Linked DNA regions of Homo sapiens: region 2 is linked to region 1. A link is an interaction called in ENCODE POLR2A ChIA-PET data of the cell type or tissue named here. Cell type or tissue: PC-9. All regions are shown on one strand. Each heading gives the region's core, and the rest is flanking DNA. Links, peaks and the distances in the headings are about the cores only.

Region 1 (2,910 bases), core at 290-2,789:
GACTAGTCCAATAGAAAAATATCACAATTCTAAATATACATGCACCAAACACGAAAGCTCCCAAATTTATAAAACAATTACTACTAGACCTAAGAAATGAGATATACAGCAACACAATAGTGAGGGACTTTAATACTCCACTGACAGCACTAGACAGGTCATCAAGACAGAAAGTCAACAAAGAAACAATGGACTTATACTATACCCTACAACAAATGGACTTAACAGACATTTGCAGAACATTCTACCCAACAACTGCAGAATATACATTCTATTCATCAGCACATGGAACATTCTCCAAAGCTAAAAGCATGTATATATTCTTCTCAGAAAGAGAAATAATCTTAGAGTTTCCTGACTCTTCTGCACCAGAATTGTTATGCTCTCTATGGGCAGAAATTGATAAGATTAAAAATCAGGACTGTAATGCCCCTGATGTTTCTAAAATACCTGTATGTTTATGGGCCTCTTCCTCAACTGATACAGGAAGGATTGAAAATGTGGAACCTACAAAAATCCAAAAGATTATTCTAAACCTTTGCCTAAATTACTCCAATAGTCACTAAAACCCAAAGCATTTCAAGGGCTCTCACCAATTGTGGAAGATTTAATTAAACAAGGACTTAGACAATTGTATGTACCAGTGCTGGTAATTCTACGATCCTACCAGCTGAAAAACCAGAGTCCAGAGCAAGATGGCCGACTAATATACCCTAGCACTGGTCCCCTTCGTGAAGACGGCCAGAACAACGAATAAACAACTACATGTTAGTGAAAACAACTGAGAGAGCATGCTGGAGTGCATCAGAGGAGTAACAGAAACCCCAGTGAGCTCAGAAACTTGAGATGGACACATAAAGGATGGAAGGAGGCCAGGTGCGGTGGCTCATGCCTGTAATCCCAGCACTTTGGGAGGCTGATCACGAGCTCAGGAGATCGAGACCATCCTGGCTAACATGGTGAAACCCCGTCCCTACTAAAAATACAAAAAATTAGCCGGGCGTGGTGGCGGGCACCTGTGGTCCCAGCTACTCGGGAGGCTGAGGCAGGAGAATGGCGTGAACCCAGGAGGCGGAGCCTGCAGTGAGCGGAGATCACGCCACTGCACTCCAGCCTGGGCGACAGAGCGAGACTCTGTCTCAAAAAAAAAAAAAAAAAAAAGAATGGAAGGAAATGCCAAGCCTCCACCACTGCATCTCCCAGCTGGGGTCAGCTGAAAACCAGGAGGAACTTCTTTCTATGGTGAGGAGTTAAGCATGAGGATCCCAGCAACCCTCATCACCACCTTTGACACCTACAAACCTCACCACTGGAGTTCCTTGCATTCATCACAGGCACTAAGCCCAGCTCAAGGAGCTGCCTGGAGTTCACATAGCTGTGCTTCCTCCCAGAGAAGGTAGTTGATACTGTGCTCGCCCCCGTGTGGCCCATGCAGCTACTGCACTATGTCATCTTGGAACTGGGACTAAAGCTGGAGTATTATGCTGCAGGCGTAAGTAGTAGCCATGGCTTCCCTTTATCCCTGAGGCTAAGCTGACAATGAACTATCCCTGGCCACTGACCCAACAGCCCCATGCTGAGCTGCAAGCAGCTGTTATACTCTTCCCAAGGAAGCTAAGCAGAAATGCAGCTGTTCCACCTACCCCTCCCTCCAGCCCCTTGGGCCAGAATTGAAGCAGTAACCTTCCTCCTGGGAAAACAGTAGCTGGGCCACATAAAGAAGTCACATCTCCCCAGTGCCTAAGTTAAAGCAGTGTCCCACATCCCAGGAAATGGTGCCCCAGCCCCCTGGAGGGGTCACACACCCCAGTACCTAAGCTGAAGTGATGCCCTGCATCTCAGGGAGACAGTGCCTAGGCTTCCCAGAACAGTTATGCTCCCATCACCCCAGGCTTGAGCTGAAATGACACATAGTCCCCTGGAGAATATGTGCCTTGGTCAAGCTGAACAGCTGCATATCCCAGGGTTGAGCTGATGTGGTACCCTACATCCCAGGGAAACAGATCAGTGGCTGAGCAGAGACACCCTATTCTACAGGCCAAACAACTTTAGTAGCCTGTTTTCCTGCAGTGAGACTAGCTCCTTAGAGCCTGAGCTGCTGAGACAGTCCTTTCCCTGAGGAGTGGAGTCATCTCTGTGTTGTTCCCTGCCCCTCCAGAGCCCAAATGACAGATGTGCTTTACCATTCTGGAGCCCTTGCTGCCGTTGCCCCTGGCCTCACAGAGTCTGGGATACTGCCAAGCCCCACCATCCTAGGGTCTAGAGTCACTACTACATGGTGCTTCGTCCTCTGGAACCTGAGTTGTCACTGAGCTCATTGACTCTGGTTCCTGAATTGCAGCTTTACTCTACTCCCCAGGCCCATACCGCCAGAGCAACTCTTCTTCCCTGGAGTCAGGCCGGTGCTATGCCCTTCCCCCCAGGGGTAGAATCACAGGCATAACTTGCCCGCCTGGACCTGAGCTTCCAGGAAGTTACTGTAAGTCAGATATCCTGACACTATAGGCAATCTACATCCAACTCTGCCTCAGAAAACAAACCTGCACCCCAAGACCTGGGTGCCACAATAGGTTTGTGAGACCCTGAGCCTAGTACCTGACCCTACAGCCACTCAGAGCACATGCACCTAGAACCCAGTGCCTCTGCACCTGCCTGTAGACTATGTCAGACCTGATACTAAGAGTGATCTCCTCAGCTAAGTCTCTCCATTGTGGAGAAAATGAGACTAGGAGGACCCTAAAAGCCCTTGACACCAAGGACATTCACAACCTACACTGCTGCTGCCACAGACTTCTACAGCACAGGCTACTAAGGTACCCACAGCTATTGCTGTCATAGAACGCAGCTGAAGAAACTCCACAGAAGCTAAACCACTGCACCTATCTAGAACTAGAGTCATCACACCTTTCC
Region 2 (2,910 bases), core at 268-2,767, 49 kb after region 1:
ACACCCAGCTAATTTTTTTGTATTTTTTGTAGAGATGGAGTTTTACCATGTTACCCAGGCTGGTCTTGAACTCCGAGGCTCAAATGATTGGCCCACCTCAGCCTCCCAAAGTGCTGAGATTACAGGCATAAGCCACCGGGCCTGGCCCATGCTCTGCAATGTTTACTATTTTTTTCTTTTTTGAGACGGAGTCTTGCTCTGTCTCCCAAGCTGGAGTGCAGTAGCATGATCTCCACTCACTGCAACCTCCGCCTCCCAGGTTCAAGCAATTCTCCTGCCTCGGCCTCCCAAGTAGCTGAGATTACAGGTACATGCCACCACACCAGGCTAATTTTTGTATTTTTAGTAGAGACAGGGTTTCGCCATGTTGGCCAGGCTGGTTTCAAACTCCTGACCTCAGGTGATCCGCCCACCTTGGCCTCTCAAGCTGGGATTACAAGCGTGAGCCACGCGCCTGGCCTGCATTGTTTACTTCTTGCCTCAAACTATTTGTTCCTATTCATGGTCAAGAATTCTTAATTTTTGCTTACATCCATATTTCAAAGAGTATTTGTTTTTGTCTAATGTCTGTAAAATGCTGAATGTCAGCTCAAGTTTCAGCCAGCCACATGATGGGATAGTTCTGCTTTCCCTGCCATGCTGTATTTGTCTCTGGGATCAGCCTTCCTTGTGAGCTTCAACAACAGGATGGATATCTTAAACCCCTCTAAGAAGTCATTCTCACACACTGCACACGGCAGACTGTGAACACTGAGGCAGAGCCTGTGGCACAACCAAGAAGTTTGCAATAAGATTTTGTATATATTCTTTCCGTTACAATGCATCCCTGGATTAGTGACAAAATAAGAAAGCACAAAATGCTTTCAAAATATCCATTCTTGGCAGTCTATTTTAATTAATTTTTTTCTCATTTTCTCATCCCACGGCACAATGTTGACATTCTTGGCAGTCTATAAAGTAGAAGATACCAGTAGATTTTCCTTGATATCATAAACAAATGGTGAATTACTTGTGTTTATTTTATTTTATTTTTTATTTTTTCCATGTTGCCCAGGTTGGTCTCAAACCCCTGGGCTTAAGCGATCCTCCTACCTCGGCCTCCTAAAGTGCTGGAATTACAGGCATGAGCCACCCCCGGGGTATGCAGGTCAGGCCTGGGCATTATGGAAGTATGGCATGCCTGGAATAGTACAGGGCTACTTGGTCCAGTTTTGCCCTTGCTGAAGTCAGAGACATTGGACAAAGTCATAGATCTCCTGGTCTCTAAGATCCACTTTTCTTTTTCTTGAGGCCTATATTTTTATTTTAAGTTTTTAGAGATGGGCCTTTGCTATGTTGCCCAGGCTGGCCCCAAACTTCTGGGCTCAAGAGATCCTCCCACCTCTGCCTCCTGAGTAGCTGGGGCTACAGGTGCATGCCACCACACCCAGCTACTTCTTCGCATAATTTGACTCCCTGACTCACCTTCTCACAGGCTCAGAATCACCCCCGTGGTATGCAGGTCAGGCCTGGGCATTATGGAAGTGTGGCATGCCTGGAATAGTACAGGGCTTCTTGGTCCAGTTTTGCCCTTGCTGAAGTCAGAGACATTGGACAAAGTCACAGATCTCCTGGTCTCTAAGATCCACTTTTCTTTTTCTTTTTCTTTTCTTTTTTTTTTTTTTTTTTTGAGATGGAGTCTTGCTCCGTCACCCAGGCTGGAGTGCAGTAGCATGATCTCGGCTCACTGCAACCTCTGCCTCCTGAGTTAGAGTGATTCTCCTGCCTCAGCCTCCTGAGTAGCTGGGATTACAGGTGCTCGCCACCATGCCTGGCTAATTTTTGTATTTTTAGTAGAGACAGTGTTTTGCCATGTTGGCCAGGCTGGTCTTGAACTCCTGACCTCAGGTGATCCACCCACCTCAGCCTCCCAAAGTGCTGGGATTACAGACGTGAACCACTGTGACTGGTCTACTTTTCTTATTTTGAGCCAAGGAAAGCCCTCCTATTATGTCCAAGTGTGAGGAGTAGCCAAGATTTTTTCCCTGGGAAACCAAAACAGGCTGGGAGAACTCTATCCTATCTAGGCATGTTCATGTTTAGGAAAATGCCTCTGGCTCTCCCTCTGATAATCAGTTGGCTCCATCTTCAGGGGCTGGTAAGGTTTGGTTCTGTGTCCCCATCCAAATCTCATGTTGAATTGTAATCCCCACGTGTCAGGGGAGGGACCTGGTGGGAAGTAATTGGATCACAGGGGCGGTTTCCCTTATGCTGTTCTCATGACAATGACTGAGTTCTCACGAGATCTGATGGTTTAAAAGTGTGTGTCTGTTCCCCCTTGCTCTTTCTCTCTCCTGCTCCACCATGGTAAGACGTGCTTGCTTCCCTTTCACCTTCCACCAGGATTGTGAGTTTCCTGAGGCCTTCCACTCATGCTTCCTGTACAGCCTGTGGACTGTGAGTCAATTAAACTGTGAGTCAATTAAACCTCTTTTCTTCATAAATTACCTAGTCTCGGGTAGTTCCTTTTTTTTTTTTTTTTTTTTTTTTTTTTTGAGACAGGGTCTCACTCTGTTTCCCAGGCCGGAGTGCGGTGGCACAATCTCGGCTCACTGCAACCTCCACCTCCTGGGTTCAAACAGTTGTCCTGCCTCAGCCTCCCAAATAGCTGGGATTACAGGGTGTGCCACCAAGCCTAACTAACTTTTCTATTTTTAGTAGAGACAGGGTTTTACCATGTTGGCCAGGCTGGTCTCGAACTCCTGACCTCAAGTGATCTGCATCTCCCTTGACCTGCCAAAGTGCTCGGATTACAGGCCTGAGCCACCATGTCCTGCCTCATGTAGTTCTTTATAGCAGTGTGAGAACAAATATAGGCGCCAACAGGTTAAGATTATAAGAGCACTGGCCTCGTGCACAAACATTTAGAGA

What was found. ChIA-PET counts read pairs that join two places held together with the same protein. Peaks named below come from ENCODE experiments on the same cell type or tissue, not always from the same donor. Only the 100,000 strongest peaks of a DNase experiment are listed, where the experiment ranks them.
Region 2: POLR2A ChIA-PET joins it to region 1 with 6 read pairs; 9 of 35 experiments call an interaction of 5 or more read pairs at or near these places.

What each region holds. Positions count from the first base shown.
Region 1 is chr2:20,410,124-20,413,033 of GRCh38, reverse strand. The region is part of intron 4 of LOC105373465 (a long non-coding RNA gene); the gene reads left to right. Among named protein-coding and RNA genes, the nearest start is that of RHOB, 35 kb to the left of the region's middle. RefSeq lists an enhancer at 1,252-1,546. In PC-9, for the core only: a CTCF peak has its summit at 1,452; a DNase peak (open chromatin) is centred at 1,393.
Region 2 is chr2:20,361,472-20,364,381 of GRCh38, reverse strand. No RefSeq gene overlaps it. Among named protein-coding and RNA genes, the nearest start is that of PUM2, 12 kb to the right of the region's middle. In PC-9, for the core only: no CTCF peak of the experiment used is centred there; a DNase peak (open chromatin) is centred at 1,471.